Regions from separate parts of the Homo sapiens genome. Here region 1 is linked to region 2. Evidence: chromatin loops called from intact Hi-C (ENCODE). Cell type or tissue: left ventricle myocardium inferior. All regions are shown on one strand. Links, peaks and the distances in the headings refer to the core of each region. The heading gives the core; the rest is flanking DNA. Region 1 holds the start of LOC100506929 (a long non-coding RNA gene). Region 2 overlaps RGS7 (regulator of G protein signaling 7).

Region 1 (5,390 bases), core at 209-5,208, 60 kb before region 2:
GTATTTTTTTTTAGTAGAGACGGGGTTTCACCTTGTTAGCCAGCATGGTCTCGAACTCCTGATCTTGTGATCCGCCTGCCTTGGCCTCCCAAAGTGCTGGGATTACAGGTGTGAGCCACCGCGCCCAGCTGTTAGCTGCTAATTCTTAATAGGCAGTATTTCCTTTCCCTTGGTGTATATATAAGATAATCCTTGCATTTATGTATTATTTTACCCCCCAGAACTCTGGAGGTGAGAACGAGTGAGCCTCATGATGAGATTATTGTGGGAACTTTCCTGAGCAAAAGAAAAAAACCAGGTTATTTCCCTGAGTCAGTGGTGCAATTTTTAATCCTACAATGACAAGAATGTTAGAAAGTCACGTGGAAAAGCTTTGAATGTGTGATACCCTCAGGTGTGGTCACCAGAGAAAACTTTAGACCTTTGAATCTTGAAGTCATTTTACGAACAGCAAATTGATAAAGTTCAATCTGTTTTTGCTTAGTGTGTACAGCAGTTAGCACGCAGGCCATTTGATGGTCCTGACTTTTTGCCTGTAAATATAATATTAGAAACTTGTGCTTCAAATAGATGGTGGGTGTTGATGCCAGATACAGTGGGAAAATGAGGTCTGACTATATATAATATAATATAGAATACATATTGTTTGCACCCACAGATTTTGTGTTAGCAAGACCTGCCTAAGAATCCCATGAGATCGATCCTTACGGGCACATGTTCTCCCAGGAAGCATCACGTCTTCCAGTCTCTGTTCTATTTATTTTGTTGCCTAGATTTCATATACTCACAGTTAAAGTGGGTAAAGATGTCAGATGTTGTTCCTTCCTTATTTGCTGATCAGAACCTCCAGCTCTTGGCTGGTTTGTTATGTCATAAATACTGCTTAGACACACACCTTACATGCAGGGTGTTCAGTCCTTGGAGCCTAAATCTAAGCACACAGACCTGGAGCTTTCCATTTTGGGGATATTGTTTCCTCAGTCAGTAATCAGGGAGGTCAGAATTCAGAGCTTTAGGCTTCGAATCTTAGGCAAAACCCAGCAAGAGTTTTGAAAGGACCATAGATTACTCTTAACTGACATGGCATCCCTGAGACTAATCTGCATTTGGATACACCAAGCTTTGTGAAGACCATAAAAGCCTCTGTTGCTTTCACAATTAGTTTGCCACTCTTCTTTCAGAGCTAGAAGCCAAGAGCAAAATGGGCATTAGATTACTCGAAGATTTAGTGTATTAGGTACTCCAGTGCCAGGCATACACTGTAAATGGATTAAAGAAACTTCAGGATACACTCCACCCTTATCTTTACTAGTTTAATTTGCTCCTCTATAGAGAGTACATTTAATAGATAATTGCCTCTATTCTCCTCCCCCAGTCCCTTGGAAATAGCATGGTTTCTTCCTGCAGCAGCTAATGAATTATCTTTATTAGTAATAAAGAATTCTGCCTTTTCATTCTTATAACTCATCTGAAATGCAATATATTTGAACACTAACATTCAGGCTCAAATTGATCTTTAGTGGAAGCATATGATAGAAAAAAAGATCCAAGAGAAATAGAATCTGTTGGTAATTCAGACTTTTGGTTTAATGCCAGGACTTACAGAAATTTTGGGTTTCTCAGGGGATGACAAAATTATAAAATTATTTGAAATCAATGAATAATATAGTACTTATGTATTTTTCATATGAGAAACTTCACTCCTACTAGAATAGGTGAAAGATTTCATGTTGAAGTCAGACAAGAAAACTCATCCATACTGGCACCAGTTGGAATTAACCGGTGTTAAGATATTAGCATGTTGGCTTTTGGTTTTTTTATCATATCTTAAAAAATTGCACAAGTTGGCCAGGCGCAGTGGCTCACGCCTGTAATCCCAGCACTTTGGGAGGCGGAGGCGGGCGGATCACGAGGTCAGGAGATTGAGACCATCCTGGCTAACACCGTGAAACCCCGTCTCTACTCAAAAAAATACAAAAAATTAGCCAGGCGTGGTGGCGGGCGCCTGTGGTCCCAGCTACTCCGGAGGCTGAGGCAGGAGAATGGCGTGAACCGGGGAGGCGGAGCTTGCGGTGAGCTGAGATCAGGCCACTGCACTCCAGCCTGGGCGACAGAGCAAGACTCCGTCTCCAAAAACAACAACAACAACAACAACAAAAATTGCACAAGTTATATGTGACTATATGATAAGTTCTTTAAAAACTAGAATGTTATGGTTAGAAACAAACTCTTACTTTGACCCCTATCATAATCCATATTGACTCAACCTCCAAGCAGAACCAATCGCTATTATCAGGGTTCTTTTATATACTTTCACCCCCACACACTCACACACATATAGCCACAGAAAATACTCTCTTTCTGGGGTTTCATACACATTGGTACACGTTATTTGACAGCTTACTTGTTTACTCAATGTTATTTTTGGAACTATATATATAGATACCTATAAATATAGTTCATTCTTATAACTACTGAATAATCATCCATGTGATTTCAATTCATTTGCTCACTTATTTACTCATTCCCCTGTTGAATTATGTGGTTACTTTCTACCTTCCTCCTTTCCTCTCTTATAAAGAATGCTGTAATACTCATCTTTACATATTTCCATATCCACACATATTTAACCTAGAGACTGAAAAGAATCTCTGAGAAATAGAGCATGTATATTTTCACATTTAATAAATGCAATCAAATTGCCCTCTGCAATGGTTGTAGTGATTTCCATCAGCAACTTACCTGAACTTCATTTTGACCTCTCAACAATATGTAATACTGTTAGATCTTAAAATGTTGGCTGATCCAATGGGTGAAAAATGGCATAGCATTATTTTAATTTGTACTTTCCTGATTACTGGTGACTTTTATCATCTTTTCATATGTTTGTTGGTATTTGGATTCTGTAAATTGCCCCTTTATATATTTTCCATAAGTTTTCTATTGAGTCATCTTTGTCTTTGTAAATTTTAGTTATTTTTGTATCATATCTTTATTTTTTGAGATGGAGTCTTGCTCTGTCACCCAGGCTGGAGTGCAGTGGCACAATCTCAGCTCATTGCAACCTCTGCCTCCTGAATTAAAGCAATTCTCTTGCCTCAGCCTCTTGAGTAGCTGGGATCACAGCCACGTGCATCACACCGGCTAATTTTTTTATATTTTTGGTAGAGTCAGGGTTTCACCATGTTGGCCAGGCTGGTCTCCAACTCCTGACCACAAGTGATCCACCCCCGTCGGCCTCCCAAAGGGCTGGGATTACAGGCGCCTGGCCTGGTATCATATCATTAAAAGTAACACTCCATTATATATGTTCTTCATCCTACATGTTGTCTCATCTTTGTATATGCTGTTTCTGATTAAGTAGAAGTTTAAAATTTTGATATAGCCACATTTATGACTTTCTATTCTATTGTTCTTATCTTGGGCTAATACAATTATTTTCTTTGTAACCCAAGGTCATAAACTTTTTGACTCAAACAGTTTACTTTTTCCATAGTTTTGTATATAATTTATTGAGTTTATTTTATATTCCACATTTTTTTCCAATTTTGTTTTTTCCATAGTGATAACTGTCTCCCTACCATTTGATTAATAGTGTACATTATCTCTCACTGATTTGTGATGCTTCCCTATCATACAACTATACTTCTATTTATGCTTCTGTCTGTATCTGGGCTTTTTGTCTGTTGCATTTACCTCATTTACCTATTCATGTATTTCTAGGCTAATTTCACTCTTCTAAAATTACTGTAGCTTCAGAGAAATTAGGCAAAAGAAAGAAATAAAAGGCATCCAAATTGGAAAGAAGGAAGTCAAATTGTCCTGTTCACAGATGACATATTCTTGTATACACAACACTCTTAACTACTCCACAAAAAACTGTTAGAACTAATTTAGTAAAGTTGAAGAATAAAAAATCAACATAAAATAACTGGTAGCCTTTCTGTACAGTAACAATAAAGTATCAAAAAAAGAAATTAAAAAACTCTACATTGCTGCTAAAATAATACAATACTTAGGAATAAAGTTAATCAAGGAGGTGAACTGTATACTTTCTGTATACTGAAAATAATAAAATATTGATGAAAGAAATTAAAGAAGACATACATAAGTAAATGGAAAGATACCGTGTGTTCATGGATTAGAAGAATTAATATTGTGAAAATATACATGCTCCTAAAGATATCTACAGGTTCAATTCAATCCCTATCAAAATTCCAATGATTTTTTTTCACAGAAATAGAAAAAGCAATCTTAAATCTTGAGCAAAAAGAACAAAGCTGGAAGTAATACACTACCTGCTCTCAAAACCTACTACCAGATATAATACTCAAAATAGCATGGTTGGCCAGGTGCAGTGGCTCACACCTGTAATCCTAGCACTTTGGGAGGCCGAGGCAGATGGATCACGAGGTCAGGAAATTGAGACCATCCTGGCCAACATGGTGAAACCCCGTCTCTACTAAAAATACAAAAATTAGCCAGGAGTGTTGGCACACCCCTGTAGTTCCAGCTACTTGGGAGGCAGAGGCAGGAGAATCACTTGAACCCGGGTGGCGGGGGTTGCAGTGAGCCGAGATCGCGCCACTGCACTCCAGCCTGGTGACAGAGCGAGACTCTGTCTCAAAAAAAAAAAAAAAAAAAAAAAAAAAAAGCATGGCTCTGGCATGAAAACAGATGCATGGACCAATAGAGCAATAGAGAGCTCAGACATAAATCCATGCCTTTATGGTCAATTGATCTTTGACAAAGATGCCAAGAACGAACAATGGGGGAAGAAAAGTCTCTTCAACGTATGGTGTTGGGGAAAACCAGAAATCCATATGCAGAAGAATGAGATCAGATCTTTATCTCACACCATTTACAAAAACTAACTCAAAACAGATTAAAGACTTAAATGTAAGACCTGAAAGTAAAACTACCAAAGAAAACTTAGGCGAAAAGTTCCATTACATTGGTCTGGGCAATAATTTTTAAAATATGACCTCAAAAACACAAGCAACAAAAGTAAAAATAGACAAGTGGAATTACATATAAGTAAAAAACATCTGGACAGCCAAGGAAACAATCAACAGAGTGAAAAGACAACCTGTGAAATGGGAGAAAATATTTGCAAAACACACCTGGTAAGAGGTTAATATCCAAAATATGTAAGGAGCTCAAAACTGCTCAATAAGAAAACAAGTGATCCATTTAAAAATTGGATGAAGGACCTGAATAAATATTTCTCAAAATAAGACATACAATTAACCAATGAGTATGTGAAAAATGCTCATTATTCATCATCAGGGAAATGCACATTAAAATTACAATGAGATATCACCTTACACCTGTTCACACCTGTTGGAATGGCTACTATTGAAAAACAAAAGATAACAAGTGTTGTCAAG
Region 2 (5,390 bases), core at 318-5,317:
GGGGAGGGTCTTGGAGTATGTTCACTTACCATTAGTCCAATACCCTGGATTCAGCAGAGGTAATTACTCCAAATAATTATAACTGAGAACTAGGCCAAGAAAAAACAACTCACAAAAAACCAGTACCTTTTTCTTTGCCTGTAGAAGCTCCTGATAGGCACTGGATCTTATAAAACGTGGGTATGAATCACTTTTCATCAGTTTGTAAATGTGCTCCTAAAAAGAAATAATGGTTGAGGTGCTTCTTTATGATTTCTTGGGAAAAGTAAAATATCATGATGTCACACATGGCTAAAGAACAAATCTAGTAGCAGCGAAAAATAGTAATAACAATGCTGATTAGAATACCTTCTATTTACAGGATATTTAGATCTTCAAATTCATTATCTCATTCATAGATCATTGTTTAAATTGGTTTAGGAGCTACTGAGGAGGCAAATCACATCCAGTCATTACAAAAATGGAATTTGATTAATAAAATGTCATAAAATTACCTCAAATCAAGTTGTTGACTTATATAGATCACTAGAGAATATAACTAAATTTGCTGTCTCTTAAAACTACTCCAGGCCTGAAGTGGGTAATGTTGACTCAGACTGAGTAATCATCCTGGATACCTTTGGCCTCTACATTTACTGGGAGGGTGCCAACTACCCAGAAGAATCAAATCATCTCTTTGGTACAAATTGCATGGAAAATTGTCTTCCATACCCACTTTGGGTCAGAGCACAAGTCCAAAAATAAATTTTGTGATATTTAATTGCTAAATCTCCAAATTTGTGTGCTCTTTCTTATTACTTACCCAGTGACAGATTAGGTAAATAGTTGATCATTTGCCCCTAAGAAGTTTGCAATATTCTGTTTTGATGATGAATTTTGATAGACAAGTCAAAAAAAAAAAAGGAAAAAGGTACTCATTCAATTCAATCTAGACCCAATCTAGGGAGGTTCCACTCTGGTCTACCGCAGCTCAGGGAGCTAACATGTGCCTTGATCTTCCAACTCTAGTGAAATATCAGTTAGGTGTAGAGCTTGGAACTATTGGAGAGCATTCTGAATGTTCCAGTTTTCTTTTCTTTCTTTTTTTTTTTCTTGAAGAAAATAGATGTTTCAAGAAATGACTCCAGTTCTCTGGTCTTAAACACAACAGCAATAATTTGAAGTTACTTTAAATTCATTTAAAGACATTCAGGATTAAATCTCAAGACTTAGCCCAATGGTGATCTTCAAAGGATGTTAAGTTTGGAACTGTATGGGAATTTGTTTGAAAAGTAGAGCAATGGCTGGTTTTGGAGTTAAGCATTTTGAGATTCACATTCTACCTTGCTCAAGAACTACCACTTACAAATGGGATAAATATAGGCCAACTTTTTCATCTCTCTGATCCTTAATTTTCTCATCTATAAAATAGCATTGTTGTGATGATTAAAGGAATAATAAATGTGTAGCAAAGCATGGGGTGTGGATAGTAAGTGCTCAAATATACTTGGGTATATGGCAGGTACTCTTTTAAGTGCTTTCCTGTATTAGTTAATATAAGCCTTACAAAACCCCTATGGGGTTGGTAACCATTATGTCCATTTTACAGGTGAAGAAACTGAGGCGTGGAGAAGTGGTCACAGAGCAGAGCTGAAATCAGAACCCAGGCAATTTACCTTACGATCAGATTTTTTTTAAAAACCACAAAAAAAACTAGAATTAAATATCTGAGCTTAACTGAAAAAGAAATCTAGGGCCAAGTGGTATTGTTTTCTATAGAATTTTTTTTTCTGTAAGAAAAGAGGATCCTCTTAGGCAAGAATATTTTTAAATGACACCGATAACTAAAAAAAATTCTATTTTAAACCTCAGGAAGGGCATTCCAAACATTTTCCACATTGTTGGCTCTAGAAAGATGCTCGGCATTTTATCTTGGACTGAAAGAAAGAAAAATCAGCAGAGAAGTGAGCAGCAGGGCCAGAGTTTCTGGCCTGCTCTCTGTCCTGTGTCTCTCTAGAGTGTAATTATTTCTACATTGGAGACCATGGCTGAACCACATGGGATAGGTATCCAGTTAGCTGTTAAAATTCATGTTAGTTTACTACACAGTTGCTGATTTCTTTAAATGAAAGCCAAGGAGAAATATATTTTCTATAGAGAGTGGAAATAAGGAAGGATATTCGTGTATCTCATTCTTCATCTTCTATATTTTATTTTAGTAATGTGTGTTTTTTAAAAGGTACTTTTTAGAATTAATATTCTTCTCCAAAAGAAGTTTAAGAAGTTATGAAGTATGCACGTTCTGATTTAAAAACCAACTTCAACACATCATTAGGGAGTGGGTGCAGTGGCTTATGCCTGTAATCCCAGCACTCTGAGAGGCTAAGGTGGGAGGATTGCTTGAGCCCAGGAGTTGGAGACCAGCCTGGGCAACATAGGGAGACCCACCCTGTCTCTACAAAAAAAAATAAAAAAAAATTAGCCAGGCATGGTGGTGCATGCCTATGGTCCCAGCTACTTGGGAGGCTGAGGTAGGAGGATTGCTTAAGCCTGGGAGGCCAAGGCTATAGCGAGCCATGATCATGCCACTGTAGGTAACAGAGAGAGAACTTGTTTCCAAAAATAAAATAAAATAAAATAAAATACCACATTATTAGGAAACACTATCCCCTCATTACAAGTTTATTTTTCTTCTTAAGTTTCAACATTTTTTGAGAGAAGGCAGAAATTCAAGTTGTTTCTACAAAGGGAATTAAGATCCAGTTTGAGAAAAGATGACTGAAAATTTGCCTTAGGAAGTTAGAATCAGTTTTCCTTATTTTTTCTTTCTGTAGGCTAAAAAATTAACTTGAAAATTTAAGAAATGTCAGAATCTAATGTTTGATTTTTTTTTTCACCAGAGATAAAACTGGTTTGAGTTTGACATAACTTTAAGCTAATTCAGTTTGAATAATTTATAATAATGAATAATTCAGGAATGTCAGAGTCTTAGAATGTCTACATTGAAGATGCCTTAAAGATTTTAAATCTTTTTAAAAAAATGTTTTAAAAAATCTTTTACTGAGGTGGGGTCATCATTAGATGGTGTTTGCTCACTTACTGGGGGGACAAACAGAGTAGAAAATGAAGTAAAAGTTGTAAAATATTTCAAATATGCCCCTTCATATAAAAATATTCAAACTTAGAAAATATTCCCAGGTTTTAAAAAAACTATTCAGTTTAATGTGTCTTTGTTCCTTCCTAGATCAGTTAGAGTTATTTTACAGTTATCTAAATTGAAAATGTTAGAAATAGCTGCCATTTAGAATGAAAATAAAATGAATACATCTAACGCTCAACTTCTCGGAAGCACGTTTGTGGTGTGAGGCTCACCGTACACCCACCTGAGCATCTTCAAATGTGTATCGTCCAGGTTCCTTCACGTTCTGTGTGGTTTTGTCATAACTCTTGGAATCCAAGTTAATAGCACTGGGGGCTCCGGGAGCCAGAAACTCTTGCCATATTTCCTGAACTCTTGAGGGTACTTCTTTAATAGGCCTCTTTTTCAGGTCCTCCACTGCCAGCCAGAATCTATGCAGAATGTGAGATCGGGTGTTTACTCTGATGGCCCATCATCTGAAAATTCTTGTGACATTTACGGATCATGCAGTTCATCATGACGACTCACAGCCAGCTCACTTTCTCTGAGGGCTTCCAGTATCAGGGTGGTACTGACTGTGTTCAAAGGATAATCTTCTTTGGAAGATTATTATGAAAAATAATTATTAATAAAAATATAAAAATATTAATAAAAATATTTTAAAAATATAAATAAAAAATATTAATAAAAATATAAAGAAACATGAAAAACTCTCTCTTCTAAGTGTTTGTTGTTAAAAGCAGATCTGTCAGAGCCCCGTATAACACTGATTTTACCTAAGGAAAGTAGCACTTCTGACTGTTGATTGAAAACAAAGAGGAGTTTGAAGGGAATTAAAGGTGTGGGACATGGAGCCTCCAATTGGGAGATAAAGCTGTGCATTACACTGTGTTCTTTGGATGTTCTGTCCATTTCAGCAATGGGGGCTAGTATGGAGAGCCTTTTCTGTTCTAGGTGGTAAGGGAATTACAAAGAAGCTTTGCTGGAGTTAAAAGAGGCCTGGACATAAGATCAGAAAATGCTCTGGCTGGAAAAATAAAAACAATTAACTAATGTTAAGGTAATTTAATTGAGAGAGTTATGGAATGACCAAAGCAGCAAGCTTTCACATGGAATTATTTGAAAAGTTGAAATGTGTAGAGGCATCATTGCAATTCAGAAGCCACGGAATAATATATACTGACTTACTTCTGAAGATAGACTTATTTATACCATATGTATACTGAAAGAACCTGGGAGTGTGTTTTGGTTGATAATAGCAAGTGGTAAAGTCTAGTGAGAAGGGGCCACATTGTATTAATCGGTTGCATTTCTTCAATATTTTGCTCTAGGCTAGAGCTTGCTGGTTAGATCTCTAGAAATAATGTTTAAAAGATAAATGAGTATATCATAATTTGTTAATAGAAACAAACACTCTACTAGAAAAAGGAGCTGCTAGGACTGTGTTATCCTCCATAAACACTCTTACTGCTCTAATAGTAGACGAAGTCAAAGAAAGGCAAAGAGGGCCACAGAGACAGCAAACTTCAGGCTACAGAGTCTTAAGAGAGGCACAGGTGATCAGCAGTACCTTCGTAACTACTAAGCTTTAACTTGACCATTAATAAATAATCAGAAATCAGTAATGAAGTGCATGAGCTAGAATTAGAATATCAACTACTACTCAGTCTAGTGATTTTTGAGTTTTCATTTCCAGATTTTGTTTTTTTATAGATATATGTAGCAGAGGATAATCTAAGTTTGACAACGCCTCAAACAGGAAACTACCACCATGACTTTTAGAAAGGAAGGCTCAAGACCTTTCCCTCTTAAAACACAGATTTAGACACTGTGCACTCTAATAGGAATACTATGCGAGGCTGGGCATGGTGGCTCACGTCTGTAATCCCAGCACTTTGGGAGGCTGAGGCGGGCAGATAACCTGAGGTCGGGAGTTTGAGATCAGCCTGGCCAACATGGTGAAACCCCATCTCTACTAATAATACAAAAATTAGCTGGGTGTGGTGGCGAATGCCCATAATCCCAGCTACTCGGGAGGCTGAGGCACGAGAATCGCTTGAACCCGGAAAGTGGAGGTTGCAGTGAGCAGAGATCATGCCATTGCACTCTAGCCTGGGCAACAAGAGCAAAACTTCATCTCAAAAAAAAAAAAAAAAAAAGGGAATACTACGCATAATCCGAGGGAGCAGAAGTGTTGAAATTAACATATGCTCAGGCAAGTTCATGCCAGCACACTCTGAACACATCAATCAAAACAGTCTCTGTCCTCAAA

What was found. Hi-C counts contacts between places; a loop is a spot of excess contacts. Peaks named below come from ENCODE experiments on the same cell type or tissue, not always from the same donor. Only the 100,000 strongest peaks of a DNase experiment are listed, where the experiment ranks them.
Region 1: it touches region 2 in a loop (4-fold over the local background); 2 of 110 quality-filtered maps call a loop at or near these places.

The regions. Positions count from the first base shown.
Region 1 is chr1:240,742,803-240,748,192 of GRCh38, forward strand. It overlaps LOC100506929 (a long non-coding RNA gene), which reads right to left and starts at 848. Exons shown (of 3, transcript NR_188405.1): 1 at 789-848; 2 at 32-276. In left ventricle myocardium inferior, for the core only: no CTCF peak of the experiment used is centred there; no DNase peak of the experiment used is centred there.
Region 2 is chr1:240,802,778-240,808,167 of GRCh38, forward strand. RGS7 (regulator of G protein signaling 7) reads right to left here. Exons shown (of 19, transcript NM_001364886.1): 15 at 3,363-3,549; 16 at 127-216. Among named protein-coding and RNA genes, the nearest start is that of GREM2, 190 kb to the left of the region's middle. In left ventricle myocardium inferior, for the core only: no CTCF peak of the experiment used is centred there; no DNase peak of the experiment used is centred there.